Regions from separate parts of the Homo sapiens genome. Here region 2 is linked to region 1. The links are chromatin loops, found by intact Hi-C in ENCODE. Cell type or tissue: mammary epithelial cell. All regions are shown on one strand. Each heading gives the region's core, and the rest is flanking DNA. Links, peaks and the distances in the headings are about the cores only.

What was found. Hi-C counts contacts between places; a loop is a spot of excess contacts. Peaks named below come from ENCODE experiments on the same cell type or tissue, not always from the same donor. Only the 100,000 strongest peaks of a DNase experiment are listed, where the experiment ranks them.
Region 2: it touches region 1 in a loop (9-fold over the local background); 4 of 110 quality-filtered maps call a loop at or near these places.

What each region holds. Positions count from the first base shown.
Region 1 is chr1:153,029,381-153,037,689 of GRCh38, forward strand. SPRR1B (small proline rich protein 1B) reads left to right here and starts at 1,823. Exons shown (of 2, transcript NM_003125.3): 1 at 1,823-1,867; 2 at 2,947-3,520. The coding sequence starts at 2,966. The coding sequence ends at 3,235. In mammary epithelial cell, for the core only: a CTCF peak has its summit at 3,700 (motif pointing left); DNase peaks (open chromatin) are centred at 1,721 and 3,771; H3K4me3 peaks cover 1,974 bases; H3K27ac peaks cover 2,534 bases.
Region 2 is chr1:152,922,822-152,931,130 of GRCh38, forward strand. It overlaps LINC01527 (long intergenic non-protein coding RNA 1527), which reads right to left. Exons shown (of 2, transcript NR_183723.1): 2 at 7,060-8,309. Among named protein-coding and RNA genes, the nearest start is that of IVL, 18 kb to the left of the region's middle. RefSeq lists silencers at 3,415-3,464, 3,475-3,554. In mammary epithelial cell, for the core only: CTCF peaks have their summits at 1,522 and 3,473; DNase peaks (open chromatin) are centred at 1,540 and 3,460.

The sequences.
Region 1 (8,309 bases), core at 105-8,104:
TTTCCTTCGTAGGGTCTACAGGGAGCAGGTTTGAGGAAAGGCTTGTGTCCAAGTCTAGAAAAGAGCTCAACTGATGCAAGAGGCATGGTGATGACAGTGGCCACAGACCAAAGTGAGGTGACTACTTAAACAAGGAGAGAGAGAAATAGATAAGTGGATGTATTCATCCATTTTCATGCTGCTGACAAAGACATAACAGGGACTGGGCAATTTACAACAGAAGAGGTTTAATGGACTTACAGTTCCACATGGCTGGAGAGGCCTCACAATCATGGCAGAAGGCAAGGAGAAGCACATCACATCTTATATGGATGGCAGTAGGCAAACAGAGAGCTTGTACAGGAGAACTCCTCCTTTTCCAAAACCATCAGATACCTTGAGACGTATTCACTATCATGAGAACAGCACTGGAAAGACCTTCCCCCATGATTCAATTACTTCCCACCGGGTCCCTCCCACAACACGTGGGAATTCAAACTGAGAGTTGGGTGGGGCAACAGCCAAATCATAATGGATAAAATGACAGAAATATCTGTCTCTTGCTAAGCTCTTACAGCTTTTCTCAGCTTATACCATGAGGCCTGCCACAAGGAAGGATTTCCCCTATAAAAAAATTTCCTGATAATTCTCAAAACAGCCTCTGGCGTCTCTTCACGAATAACATCATCCACCCATCTCTCCATCCTTCCATTCATTCAGTTATTCTATAATTGTCAATTCTCTGAGCAGCTACTACACACCAGGCATCACGTGAAGATGGAAGGTAGAACAATGGCTAAGCAGAGGAACTTCTGGTGGTAGCTGGCTGGTCCTGGGCTCAAGTTCATGAGAGGTGACACAGCTGTGCAGCCAGCAGTTGCTCTACAAACATTTAGATGAGTGAAAATAATGAGGGAGGGACCATCCGACACCTGGATTTGAAGGATAGTTTGGATTTTCCAAAAACCACACTTGCAACAGGTTGTGTACTGCAGGTAGACCTGGATTAGTGACCTAAGTTTCATCTTATCTTGAGGAGAGTGAACTTTGATATAAGGGCTCAGGGAATCCCAGCTCCTTTGTTCCTTCCCATGTTGGCTGCAGAGAAGGGATTCCCCATGATAGCCAGGGTCTTCAGGGCCTACTGTCACAATGTACAGAATAAATGGATGGACTAAAAGGGCCAGGTTGCTCCAGAGCTTCCGAACGTGACCATTCTTCCCAGAGTTTCACTGCTCCGAACTCTCCTTCACAGACTGAGGTCAGCCTGCCCCTATGTTGTTTACCCTGAGTTCCTCCTTGGAGAAAAGGCTTTTTAGAACCGAAATAATCATTTTAGTTTTTCCTTTCCCCTGCCAGGCACGAGTATACTGAGTGATGGATTAACAGAATATTACTATTTTTCACCTAGCCACCATGCCCTTGGCCTCCCAGAATAACCAGAAATACCTATTGTTTATCTCTACATCCACTTCATATATTAAACAGCCCTACAAGTGTCACCTGTGCTGAGGATTAGACTCTTCCAGAAGATAGGACAGTTTCTGGTTCCAGCAGCCCCAGAATGTCTTCCTTCTCTCTCTTTCAGCCCACACCACCCTTCCTGTAAACACTACACCTGGGAGCAAAGGGTGTTCAGGGGGATAAAGCCCAGGTGACATCCTTGTCAGACAGCAAGTGCCACAAGTTTCATCACAAAAGTTGAGTCAACAGGTGGGTGAGGGAAGAGGGGTGAATCACATCTGACAGGTAAGGAATGTAGGCACAGCAGCCCAGATGGATCCTGTTTCCTTGAGGCAGGGCTTGTTCCATGCATAAAAAGCCAGTTGGCTGGGAACACTACACCAGTTCTAAGGGACCATACAGAGTATTCCTCTCTTCACACCAGGTGAGTCTCTTTACTTGGAACTCTTTAGCATCCATTCTAGGTATTTAATTTTTATTAGAGTCTCCTTGGCATTCTTGGTATTTTTTTCCCTCATTATTGAATTTGATCATAGCCATGCAGACTGTTCAACTGAATTATAACCTCTAGGAATATCTTCATTTTAAAAGTGTTCATACTGTAGGCTTGAAGAGAATTTAGACATTATCAGTTCTTCATTCACTCTTTCTGTGTCAGCAAGAAGGGGGTTGGTTTATTCAAGGATCCATAGTAAGTTTGTAATGGGATAATGACTAGAACCCAGGTCCACAGCACTTACCCTGGCATTATAATTCCTTCTTATTTATAATTTTAATACAGAGAATTTTATTCTTTCAACAGATACTTTTGTGAGAGCTTACTATATTTGGCAATTTGTTTGCAAAGAAATAATTTAAGCATCTATGATACTACAATTTAATCAGGAAATAAGAGCTAAAATGCATTGTATAACAGTAACTTATCAGTGCCAGGTGATTAGGGCAAGTTCTGTGACAGTTTGGGAATAGAGAGATTTCTGGAAGGTTTTTTCTAGAGAAGCCACTAAAAGTCCCATATGAAGCGATCTGTGGAGTTTGGTTAGTGCTTGAATGAGTAGGAACAAGGAAAACATTTAAGACAGAGGAGAACTTGAGCCAGGCCACAGGTGGGATTGCTTGGGGTTCTAGAGAGGTCAGAGTTATACAATAGATGATAAGCCATGCTATTTATCAGAAATGAGTGAGTAGATTTAATTTGTTAGGGTTTTTTTTTTCCAAAGAACCTCACATTTCCAATGGTCCAGTATTATGAGTCTCATATTCCTGCTAGAAGCCTGTTATTGTGCTGTGTAGGAAGAAAGAGAGCACCAGGAGAGGCCCTGCTCCAGTGGAGCAAGAGCAAATCATCTTTAGGTTCCTCTTCTTCAAAGGCTCAGAAATTAAATTAAGTATTCTTTGTGGTCAAGAAGGGGAAAGAACATAGCTTTTTAAGAGACCAGAAGTGGTATTCACCATGGCTTCTTCCCTATTATTCTCTGCTTAAATCATCTGTTCTGTGTCCAGGACCAGTCACTGTTGCAGCATGAGTTCCCAGCAGCAGAAGCAGCCTTGCACCCCACCCCCTCAGCTTCAGCAGCAGCAGGTGAAACAGCCTTGCCAGCCTCCACCTCAGGAACCATGCATCCCCAAAACCAAGGAGCCCTGCCACCCCAAGGTGCCTGAGCCCTGCCACCCCAAAGTGCCCGAGCCCTGCCAGCCCAAGGTTCCAGAGCCATGCCACCCCAAGGTGCCTGAGCCCTGCCCTTCAATAGTCACTCCAGCACCAGCCCAGCAGAAGACCAAGCAGAAGTAATGTGGTCCACAGCCATGCCCTTGAGGAGCCGGCCACCAGATGCTGAATCCCCTATCCCATTCTGCGTATGAGTCCCATTTGCCTTGCAATTAGCATTCTGTCTCCCCCAAAAAAGAATGTGCTATGAAGCTTTCTTTCCTACACACTCTGAGTCTCTGAATGAAGCTGAAGGTCTTAGTACCAGAGCTAGTTTTCAGCTGCTCAGAATTCATCTGAAGAGAGACTTAAGATGAAAGCAAATGATTCAGCTCCCTTATACCCCCATTAAATTCACTTTCAATTCCACTCTTGACTGTGTGTCATTGACTCTACAACTTCATTCCTTTCCCTCGTGAAGCGGGAGCTGTACACAGAGATGAGTTGGTGAAGAAGGGCTTTGTCCAGAAGGCATCTGATGCTCACATTAGGAGGGTGAAGGGCTGCCCCCACAAGCATTCCTGGGCTGCCTATGGGAGGTTGTGTAATGCCACCTAGAGGCTGTTGCTTTGGGCATCCAGGGCTGGAAAAGGGCTCTCCTCTTGCAACTCAGTGAGTCATGCTAGAGTTTAGTTAGCACTTGTCTAAGCTGACTCTGACTCACTAATCCTGATTGCCTTCTCTCCAAATCTGGCTTTTAGACTGCTAACTTACCAGCCAATTCCTGTTTATTTCAAGTAATGTTGTTCCTACATATGCTAACCTGCTCCTTCTCACTCATTTCTCTGATATCTACAACCTAGATTTCCAAACACCTCCAAAGATGCACAGACTCCGTTCTTTATCTCAGTTAGTCATTTCTAGTTTCTGAGTGCCAACTCTGGACCTGAAACAGAACAAAGGGGATTTAAGGTGCTTGCCAGGGGCATTTACAGTGCCCTGGAGGGATATACTTCACTCCCTACCCCACCCCTCATTCAAACACACATACACACATATACAACCACACACACAAGATCTGGAGTCCTCACAGAGTAATGCACAAAAGCTGATCCAGTTTGGAGACTGTTTCTTTCACATAGGTGGGAACCATGGAAGTGAGAACTGTAAAACCCACCCTCACCCCTCTCCCTGTAGTATCAACATGTTTCAAGTCAAATTAAACAAGATAGAGTTATCAACAGTGTATTCATATATATATGCATATATTTTTATATTGATGGAAAAATAGGTTGCTCTTGTATGTAACTGGGAGACAAAGCAAGTTGTTCTGCAGTAGCATAAAAGAGATTCTTTTTCTTAGGATGCAAAATGAAATAATAAAAAAATTACATGCCATTGGTATAACTCAAGAAATTGTGATATTTTTGATCACGGCATTTTTACTTGATTGCATTATTTAAAATTACAAAGCCTATATGAAAAATATTTGCCCTAAATGTTGTATTGCCCTAAGGGTTTTTTTGTTTAATTAGTAGGTAAAATCTACCATCATATCCAAATATAAGTGCCTCTAGCACCTAACCAATTAACCAAGCAGAAAAAAAAGTGTTGTAATCATGCGATTATTAGTCAGCATAGGTCAGCTGCTATAACAACACCCCCTATATTGTTGGGGCTCCATCAAGTAAAAGTTACTTTCCACTCATATAAAAGTCCAATATGGGTTTGTAAAGTCTTTGTTCCACATAGTCATGAAGACACACAGTCCTTCCTTCCTATGGTCTCACTATCTCTGAGTGCTGTGCTTTATGAATCCAAGCACAAGAACAGGGAAATAGACTGAATATAGAGAAGGTGTCCCTGCACTTATCCACTTGGAACAAGAAATGGCATGTATCCCCTCAGTTCTTATGGACTTGGCTAGAACTTGGTCACATAGCCCTGTCAACCTCACAAAGTTAAGAAATGTCGTTTACTGCTGTGCTTAGAAATAAGAGGAAGACAGAGATTTGGGTGAGCTCCTCAAGCTTCAGCCACAGAATAGCCTTCTTGTTCTCAAATATCCATCTGCTCCTTTGTCTCATAAGCAGAACACAATCCCGTAAGGAAAAAAAGCCTTATGGTCCCCATCAGCTCAAAATCTAGGATCTCTAGATGACATGAAATTCTCTCCATTACATTTTCCTATGGCTCCTTTTGTTCAGCAAATTATGAAACAAACAAATGGGCCATTTCTTCCTGTTACCCAGCATCCAATGGCAATGCAGGTACAGGAGAGCTAAATCAAAACTACCATGTTCAAAGGAAGATAATGGTGACACATGGCAGCCACTAGGCCTTAGTACTCTGAAATCCAACTGGGCAGGCATTGTGAAGCCACACTCTTCCCACTCCAATATACCAGAAGTGGTAGAAGTTCCTTTTAAGGTATTGATTCTGTTCTCTGAAAGGAACTCCTTTTAACTTTCCTATTCGTTGTTCTGCCACCCGTAGAATTGTCCTTTTCTTAGTACTATTCTCTATAATCAAACCTCAAGTGTGCATTGTGGATTGCGCCCTTCTTGGTTAGGTAAGCTTTGCAGCTCACTTTTCTTTTTTAAGTTTTTTATTTTTTTCTTTTCTATAATTTCAACTTTTATTTTAGATTCAGGAGTCGATATGGTTTGGTTCCGTGTCCCCATCCAAATCTCCTGTGGAATGATAATCCTCAATGTTGGAGGAGGGGCCTGGTGGGAGGAGATTGAATTATGGCAGCAGACTTTGCCCTTGCTGTTCTCATGATAGTGAGTGAGTTCTCACAAGATCTGGTTGTTTAAAAGTGTGTAGCACTTCCACCTTTGCTCTCTCTCCTGCTCTGCCATGTGAAGATGTGCCTGCTTCCTTTTTGCCTTCTGCCATAATCATAAGTTTCCAGAGGCCTTCCCAGACATGTTTCCTGTACAGCCTATGGAACTGTGAGTCATTGAAACCTGTTTTCTTTATAAATTACCCAGTCTCAGGTAGTTCTTTATAGTAATGCAAGAACGGACTAATACAAGGGTATACAATTGTAGGTTTGTTACATGGGTGTATTGTGTGATGCTGAGGCTTGGAATACAAATGAGTCCATTACCCAGATAGTGACCATAGTAACCAACAGGCAGTTTTTCAACCCTTAACCCCCTCTGTCTCTTCTCACTCTGTTACTCACCTGTGTCTATTGTTGCCATCTTTATGTCCATGAGTACCCAAGGTTCAGCTCCCATTTGTAAGTGAGAACATGTGGTATGTAGTTTTCTGTTCTCACATTAATTTGCTTAGGATAGCAGCCTCCAGCTCCATCCATGTTACTGCAAAGAATGTGATTTCATTCTTTTTTATGGCTATGTAGCATTCCATGGTGTATATGTACCACATTTTCTTTATCCAGTCCACTGTCGATGGGCACCTAGTTTGATTCCATGACTTTGCTATTGTGAATAGCACAGCAATGAACATACAAACGGATGTGTCTTTTTGGTAGAATAATCTATTTTCTTTTGTATATATACTCAGTAATGGGATTGCTGGGTGAAATGGTAGCTCCATTTTAAGTTCTTTGAGAAATCTCCAAATTGCTTTCCACGATGGCTGAACTAATTTACATTCCCATCAACTGTGTATAAATGTTCTGTTTTCTCCACAGCCTTGCCAGCAACTGCTGTTTTTTGACTTTTTAAATAATAGCCATTTTAACTGGTGAGAGAGGGTATCTCATTGCGGTTTTGATTTACATTTCTGTGGTGATTAGTGATGTTGAACATTTTTTCATGTTTTTTGGCCACTCCTATGTCTTCTTTTGAGAAGTGTCTGTTCATATCTTTTGCCCACTTTTCAATGTGATTATTTGGTTTTTGCTTGTTATGTTGTTTAAGTTCCTTTTAGATTCAGGATATTAGACCTTAGTCAGATGATTTACAGATATCTTCTCCCATTGAGTAAGTTGTCTGTTTGCTCTGTTGATAGTTCCTTTTGCTATGAAGAGGCTCTTTAGTTTAACTAAGTCCCACTTGTCAATTTTTACTTTTGTTGCTATTCTTGTTAAGAACTTGCTCATAAACTCTTTCCCAAGACCAATGTCCAGAATGGTGTTTCCTATGTTTTTTTCTAGGATTCTTATATTTGAGACATTATATTTAAATCTTTAATCCATCTTGAGTTAATTTTTGCAGGTGGTGAAAGATAGAGGTCCAGTTTCATTCTTCTGCACGTGGCTAGCCAGCTATCCCAGCAGCATTTATTTAATAGACAGCTCCTTACATGTTCGTCATTTTTGTTGACATTGTCAACAATTAGATGGCTGTAGGTGTACAGCTTTATTTCTGGGTTCTCTATACTGTTCCGTTGGTCTACGTGTCTGTTTTTGTATCAGTATCATGCTGTTTTGGTTACTGTAGCATTATAATATAGCTTAAAGGCAGGTAATGTGATGCCTCCAGCTTTGTTCTTTTTGTTTAGGATTGCTTTATCTATTTGAGCTCTCTTTTGGTTTTATATGAATTTTAGAATAGGTTTTTCTAATTCCGTGAGAAACTGCGTTCATAGTTTGAAAGGAATAGTGTTGAATCTGTAGATTGTTTTGGGCAGTATGGCAATTTAACAATGTACAAAATCAGTAGCATTTGTATACATCAATAAGGTTCAAGCTGAGAGTCAAATCAAAAATGGAATCCCATTTACAATAGCCACCGAAAAAAAAATAACTAGGAATACATATAATCAAGGAGGCGAAAGGGAGAATATACAACATCTCTACAGGGAGAACTATAAAGCACTTCTGAAAGAAATCATAGATAACACAAACAAATGAAAAATTCCATGTCTGTGGATTGGAAGAATCAGCTCACTTTCTAACCAAGTGTGGTTTAAGGCTCTTGGAAAGCTGTTTTGCTTCATTTCTTTTTGTTTTGTTTTAAGATCTAGCTTTTGATTACTTTGGGAATATGATTCCTCAAAAATTTAGTAGATTTCTAATCTATTTTCTTCTAGCCAGTTCTATATGCTAGTAACTATACCCACATTTCTTCATTTCCTTCGCAGATGAAATTCTTGTGCTTATTTATTCCTTCTTTTTTCCATGTCTGTCTTCCTCAACTGTGGCTTCTTTGACACTCTTTGGAAAAATAAACGTAGGTGGGATGACATTAAAACTTAATCTAATCTTAAGTGCAAACCTGAGTTTTAATGAACTTTTGTC
Region 2 (8,309 bases), core at 86-8,085, 110 kb before region 1:
CAACTAGAATCTTCCTAGAACTGCAGCTACCAACTGTCATTGTTTGGGTTCCCTGGAAGCACATCCTGAGATGAGGATTTATTTGCAGTATAACTTATTAAAGCAGTACTTCCAGGAGAAACTAGTTAGGGCATAGGAGTAGCAGGACAGAGAAGGAGAGGAAACCAGATTGTCATTTTGGGCAAACATGTGTGCAGGTAGCTTCATCCTGATTCTGCAAGAAAACTCTGGAATGTAAAAGAAAAGCTGTATTGATATGAGACAAGAAAGCTAGGCTGTGATACTCTCGTACCTGTAAGTCATTGGCTAAGGGCCACTCCAGGGAGACATAAAATATCTGGTACTTCAGGCTTTGTGCATGTGAGGACATAGCAAATTCAGTTGCCAAACACATTCATCTGAAGAAGCATCAGATAGAAACAAATGAAAGCAAAAGGATACCCAAACCTAAGTGGTGTTGAACAACACCATGAGAATGAAGTCAGCAAAATCCAGACTGAAAAACTCCATATGACAAATAGTATGGTTTCTTTAATAAAAAATTGCAAAGGGACAAAAGAAATAAACTGGGAACCTTTAGATCAAAATAAACTTAAGAGATATATAGATGTATTAATTAATAAAAATGTATCTACATTATTTTGATGTCATTTCAAATAAGTCATTAGTAAATTAATGATTTGTAGCATAATTGGAAATGTGAACACTGAGTGGATATTTCCTAGTATAAAGATGTTAGCTAGTATTTTCAAGGTGTGATAATATTTAACATAACTACTGAAAAAAGTATTTATAGATATAAAGAGATGAAATGACATGAGTCTGTGATTTGCTAAAAGTAACACTGTAGGAGGCAAGTGGTAAGAGAGATAAAATGAACAACGTTGTCCATAATTTGAAAGTTATTAAACCTAGTTGATGTACACGTGATTTATTCTACTATTCTGTTCATTTATATGTTTTAAATTACCATTAAAATGTCTTTAAAATAATATAATAATTTTATTGAAGTGAACTAACATATACAGTATAAAAACTGCATCCTTTGTAACTACACATATAATTAAAAAAAAATTAAGACTTCAACTTAAAAGTGTAACGAGCAGTGCAGAACTTTTAAAACATTTCAGAGAGCTGTCTTAGGTTGGTTCCCTGAAGAAGCACAGTCTGCGACAAGTGAATAGGTACAAGTAGTTTATTTTGAGATGTGACCCCAAATAGCAGAAGTCAGGGCCACTAGGAAGAATAAAACAATAGAGAGAGAAAGTCAGTCCAATGGTGTGCTGTTGAGCTGTGTATTCCTGTGGATAACAGGCTAAACCGCACCCTGAAGTTTCCAAGGGCCATCTAGAACATATATTAGAACTGTTTGCTGGAGATACTGAAAAGAATGCTTGCTCTCTGTGTACTCCTATGTCTAGTAACCAGTGGTTGTCTGGAGGATGTTAACCTCCTCACGTTTCCACCCTGTGCTTCCACCAGCATGACTGAGTAGTCGGCTGTGAGTGTTCCACAGCCTGGCTGTCAAGAGCCCTGGGGCAGATGTGAGAGACACCTAGTGCAGCTGAAGTGAGGTGCTGTGGGATACTCCTCAGCATAGGTGGTTGCCATAGCTACAGCCTGGGTAAAATGGTGAGCTGAGAAAACAGGAGGAAGGGCATAAAAAATGTTAGACTGTAGACATCTAGAAAGTTTGACAGGAGATATTTATGGACCTTATAATCAGAGTGTCTTCCTATTGCAATGGTCCATTTCCCTCCTTGCAATAATCCTTTTGAATAAAGTCTCTCTACAGTAAGAAAGTTCAACAGCAACTGATTAATCTTCCTAATGTTTTCTCTTTCTCATTTAAGTCTGAGATTTATTACAAATTCGGTTCTTTTTGTAATTTCTGTTTTAATTATAGTTACAACCCTTTTTTAACTTTCCATATTAACTTTTTTCTCTTTTTTATCTTGGTCAACATTTTTAATTTTGACTATTTTTTTCACCTTTTCAAAGAATCGGTTTGGCTTAGTCGATTCATATAATATATCTTTGTCTTTTATTTTATTAATTTTTCATTTTATATTTAGTATTTTCTTACATATACTTTCTTTTTTTTTTTTTTTTTTTTTTGAGACGGAGTCTCGCTCTGTCGCCCAGGCTGGAGTGCAGTGGCGGGATCTCGGCTCACTGCAAGCTCCACCTCCCGGGTTCACGCCATTCTCCTGCCTCAGCCTCCCAAGTAGCTGGGACTACAGGCGCCCGCCACTACGCCCGGCTAATTTTTTGTATTTTTAGTAGAGACGGGGTTTCACCGTTTTAGCCGGGATGGTCTCGATCTCCTGACCTCGTGATCCGCCCGCCTCTGCCTCCCAAAGTGCTGGGATTACAGGCGTGAGCCACCGCGCCCGGCCTACATATACTTTCTTTAGCATTTATTTTTTAATTCCACTTTCCTGTATTAGATCATTAATTTTCAGCCTTTCATATTTTATATAAACTTTTAAAGTCTTAATTCTCCTTACTTTTATTGCTTTTTCTGTATATCTAGTGAGTTCTGATATGCAATATTTATGCTACTGTTTAGTTCCAAGCATTTAAAAATCTCCTCCAGACTGTCCTGTCCAGGAGTAAAAGTTACGGTAATGCCACAATATCACACATAGGAAGGACAACATTGGCTCTTATGCCTCAGAAATCAACATTTGGACCATTCTGCTAGGTAACGGAAATAATAAAAATAATAAATAATTTATAAGCAAACAAAACAAGCTGACCAGGTGAGGCACTGCTGTGGAGGTTAAAAGGATGTCTGCTGGAGTCACACACTTGAGATTGAACCCAGCTCTTCTGCTTACATTCTATGTGATCCTGGGCAGGCTACATCATATCTCTGATCTGTTTCTTCATTATTAAAATGCAGACAAAAATATTGACCTTTCAGCATTGGTTTCGTTATTAAATAACACTTGCAAAGTACTTAGGTTAGTGTCTAGCACACGAAAGGGGCTCAGCAAATGAAAGCAGTGGTTCACACAGCATATTTGGGATTTCAGAAGTTCCTTTTGTTTTCCTCTGTGCCTTTTACTCATGTCTAATTAGACCATGAAAACAGACTTTGCTTCTTTCTTATGTGTTAGGAATTTTTCAAAGCATTTTGCATTCTTGAACCCATTTAATCCCTTAAAATGAAACCCAGTAAAGGGCACATATTCTGTACTAGGAAATCCTAACTGATTTTGATTAACTTACCAGCTAAAGCAAACTGTGTCTGTGGGGAAATGAGGAGGTTGCCCCAAAGGACTACAATGATAGGCTTTGGCTTGTTGCTTTTGGGATGTTCCTAGCACAAAGGAATAAAAATACAGTTTGAGCAAGAAGCTATAATGGGTGGCTCACCACTGGTAAAAGCTAGCCAAGAGGAAGAGCACTCAGGATGCCTGCTAGCCTTCCAAAGTATCTGTGATCTCTTGCTACCCTCTAGGGCTGTGATGTAGAATTGCAGGACCGAGAGAAAAGGGCTTCACCTGAGGGAGGCTCCTAAATGCAAAGCTTGGGCATCCAGGGTCTGCGTGAGACACCTCCAAGAAAACGGTGATGAATAAGGAAATTTGTGCCCTGAAGGATTCAGACAGAGCAAGGATATGAAACAAATGCATAAAGTACTTTTACTAACAATAACTGTGCCCCATTTATTGAGTGTTGCCACACGTCAGTCAGTGTCAAAGGCTTTACATGCATGATCTCAACTTTCTGGTGCAACAATGCCATGATTTGGTATGATTATCCTCCTCATCTGAGAGACAAGGACACTGAGGTTCAGAAGGACAAGTTGCTTGGTCAAGGTCACCCAGCTAGCCACTGAAATTCAAACCCAGTTGTCCAAATCCAGAGCTCATGCCTATACAATGCTTTGGGCACTGAGGTGGGAAATCCCACAGAGGCTTAGGGTACGCTCATGCACCTTTCTGAAGGAGATGGTATATGAACTGGGCTTTGAAGAATAGGTACTGGGGGATGAATACCAAAAGAAGATGGAGCAGAGCCCCAGAGGGAACTGAGTTAGGCCTAGATGGGGTTGGAGGGACACTGTGGGTGTGACTGGAATTAATGGTTTAGTTTGTTGGAGCTCAGGAAGCCAAGGGAGATAAAATAGAGATGCAGGCTGACCTTGATAATATTTTGTATCCACTACGTCCTTCCATAATTCTTTTGCAATAGGCATAAGGGAGCTGAAAATCAAGTAAGTGGATGATTTCCAGCCCATGTGGAAAGACAGATCCTGCCAGCCTCATGCTTACTCTTACTGGACAGCAGGGCAGCACCAGATTGTTCAAGAACTCTGAGGGGCAGCAGTGGGATAACAGGATGAAGTTCATGTTAAAATGCAGTAGGACTGGTCTGAGGCAGAAGCACTGCTAGGGAGACAGGCATCAGGAGAAAGTCCTCTGGCAAGAGGCCATGTGGCTACAGTGACCCTCTCCTCTGGATCTCACATGGGCATCTATGGTCTAACAGAGTTGAATGTGCTTAGATGGACAAAAACATACTTTTTAAATTGATGCACTTTTCCAGAAAAACCATGATGTACAATACATGGCAAAGAGATCTGCATTTGTCATGAGTAAGTAGATCATAGCTACCTTACTAAACACTAGTTTCTTCTTGACTAAGTTTAGAATATACATTTATAATATACATGTGTATCCTGCTCCCCTCGCTGGGTTCTGATAAGGATCCCAGGTAAGGGAGAAGACAGGAGCCTCAAAAATTGCCTTGGTTCTACAAAATGGGAGAAAATTTTTGCAACCTACTCATCTGAAAAAGGGCTAATATCCAGAATCTACAATGAACTCAAACAAATTTACAAGAAAAAAACAAACAACCCCATCAAAAAGTGGGCAAAGGACATGAACAGACACTTCTCAAAAGAAGACATTTATGCAGCCAAAAAACACATGAAAAAATGCTCATCATCACTGGCCATCAGAGAAATGCAAATCAAAACCACAATGAGATACCATCTCACACCAGTTAGAATGGCAATCATTAAAAAGTCAGGAAACAACAGATGCTGGAGAGGATGTGGAGAAATAGGAACACTTTTACACTGTTGGTGGGACTGTAAACTAGTTCAACCATTGTGGAAGTCAGTATGGCGATTCCTCAGGGATCTAGAACTAGAAATACCATTTGACCCAGACGTCCCGTTACTGGGTATATACCCAAAGGACTATAAATCATGCTGCTATAAAGACACATGCACACGTATGTTTATTGCGGCACTATTCACAATAGCAAAGACTTGGAACCAAGACAAATGTCCAACAATGATAAACTGGATTAAGAAAATGTGGCACATATACACCATGGAATACTATGCAGCCATAAAAAATGATGAGTTCATGTCCTTTGTAGGGACATGGATGAAATTGGAAATCATCATTCTCAGTAAACTATCGCAAGAACAAAAAACCAAACACCACATATTCTCACTCATATGTGGGAATTGAACAATGAGATCACATGGACACAGGAAGGGGAACATCACACTCTGGGGACTGTTGTGGGGTTGGGGGAGGGGGGAGGGATAGCATTGGGAAATATACCTAATGCAAGATGACGAGTTAGTGGGTGCAGCGCACCAGCGTGGCACGTGTATACATATGTAACTAACCTGCACAATGTGCACATGTACCCTAAAACTTAAAGTATAATAATAAAAGAAAAAAAGGAAAAAAAAATTGCCTTGGTTCAGCCTAACTTCCAGGAGCAATCAGAGCAACATTTCTCAAACAAAACTCAGATCAAGTCACTACAAGCTCAGATCTCTCCACAGCCCCCATACCCTGGGGGAGTGGTCCCTGCTTGGCTTTGGGAAGTCCCTGCTCTTCATCCACCCTGCTGTAGTCATACAGTCCTTGCTGAACACACCAAGACCTGCCTGTCTTAGGGCCTTTGCACTTGCTCTTCCTCTGCCTTTGTCCTCAGACCTTTGTGTGACCATATCCCATCATTCAGGCCCTGCTTCTGTGTCTTTGTTTCACAGAGTCCTTGTTGACCATCCTAGTTAAACATTACCACATCGTAGTTTCTTCATAGCCCTCATTACTCATCTGAAATTACGTTATTTAGTTTTTTGTTACTTGATCGTGTATGTGCTTATCATCTGTTTTTCCCCCACCAGGATGTAAGCTCTGGGAGAAAAAAGACCATGTGGGTTTTATAACATGTACCTTGTGTTCTCTGTGCCTAGAAAGTGCTCAATATGACGTAGTTCCATTTGTCTATTTTCACTTTTGTTGCTTGTGTTTTTGGTGTCATATCCAAAAAATAATTTCAAAGACCAATGTCATGAAGCTTTCCCCTTTGTTTTCTTTCAGGAGTTTTACTCTTTCAGATCTTACATATAAATCCTTAATCTATTTTGAGTTTATATTTGTGTATGGTATAAGATAAGGGCCCAGTTTCATTCTTCTCCATGTGGATATCCAACTCTCCCAATAACATTTATTGAAGAGACTATTCTTTCCCCATCATATATTCTTGACAACCTTGTTGAAGATTGGTTGACCATAGATGTGTGGGTTTATTTCTCGACCCTCCATTCTGTTTCATTGATATATATGTCTGTTTTTATGCCAGTAACACACTTTTAATTACAATAGCTTTGTCATGTATTTTGAAGCCAGGAAGTGTGATGCCTCCAGCTTTGTTCTTTTTTCCAAGGAATGTGTTGGCTAGTTGGGGTGTTTTGTGATTCCATATAAATTTTAGGACTATTTTTCCTATATCTGTAAAAAATGCCATTGGGATCTTGATAGGTATTGCAATGAATCTGTAGATTGCTTTGTGCAGTATGAACATTTTAACAATATTGTCTTACAATCCGTGAACACAGATGTCTTTCCATTTATTTTTTGTGTGCTTTATTATTTCATCAAATTAAAAAGCTTACGCACAGCAAAGGAAACAATCAACAGAGAAAAGGCAACTTACAGAATGAGAAAAAAAATTTGCAAACAATATATCTGATAAGGGGTTAATATCAAAAATATATCAGGAACTCTTACAACTCAATAGCAAAAATAATAATAACTTTATTTAAAAATTGGTAAAGAACCTGAGTAGACATGCAAATGGCCAATAGGTATACAAAAAGATGCTCAACATTAATAATCATCAGAAAAATGCAAATCAAAACCACAACAAAATATCACCTAGCACCCGTTATTTTCTTTTTTTTAAATCAATCTTGCCAATAAACAACTTTATTTTGGTTTTTACATTCATTTATAATACATTTACAATTTACTTACATTTACATTCAGGTCACATCCATAAATGTAAAAATGTAATTTTCATAAGCCATCATCTTACTTTTGACACTTTTATGGTTTTTTCCATATAGACTGTTTAGCTGTATATTCTTTTTTTATCTTTTGTATTTTTTGAAAGCAAAAACACGTTAAATTTTACAAAAATTATTTAATCTATATTACTCTATTGAGTGAATTATAAATTTACTTTTAAATAGTTTTTGGTAATTATACATACGATTTTTGTATTTTGTTTGACATTTACATTAAAAGAACAAATGGATGCTAAATGCTCAAGCTAAAAATCTCTACCTTAAAATATCAACCTTGTACTGCATTATCAATTTGTTTTTCTCTGTGTGACAGAAATATTAGCTGCCTTACAAGAATCTTTCTTCCTTTCTCTTTTATTAATAGAATATTGGTTTTGTTTAGGAAGTAAATGTATCCACTTAAAAATACTCATCAAGCCAGATTCCATTCTATCTAGTGGTAGTCATGTGAGGCAGTTCCAGTGGTAGAAGCCTATCAAGTAAGACATTTGCAGGAGCTATTATTTCCTAATATAAGATGAACAGACTTCACTGGCATGTGATTTTTGTTCTCACCAATCCCTTTCTTCTGCCCTAAGCACATGCTTGGATATGAAGAAGTTCATTGCCTATGAGAGGTAGGGGGACTGTCCACTTGCTAAAGGTGGCAGAGCAGGAAGCTAGAATAAACTTGGTCCTTCATGATTTCCTTGAGCAACTACAAGGAAGGACTTCCTATATCCTAACTTTCTGTAACATGATGAAAATAAAATCCTTGTTTAGTTGGATTTCTATTACATGTAAACAAAATGCAATACTGGCTGATAGCACTGGTTTCTTGCCCAGATCACTCTGATCTTTAAAAAGTTACATACATAAAACAATCAAAATATAAATATATATCTTTCCATGATATGATTTTAGATAACTAAGCACTTCAAATTTGTAAAGTTACTTTGATTTCATATAGCAA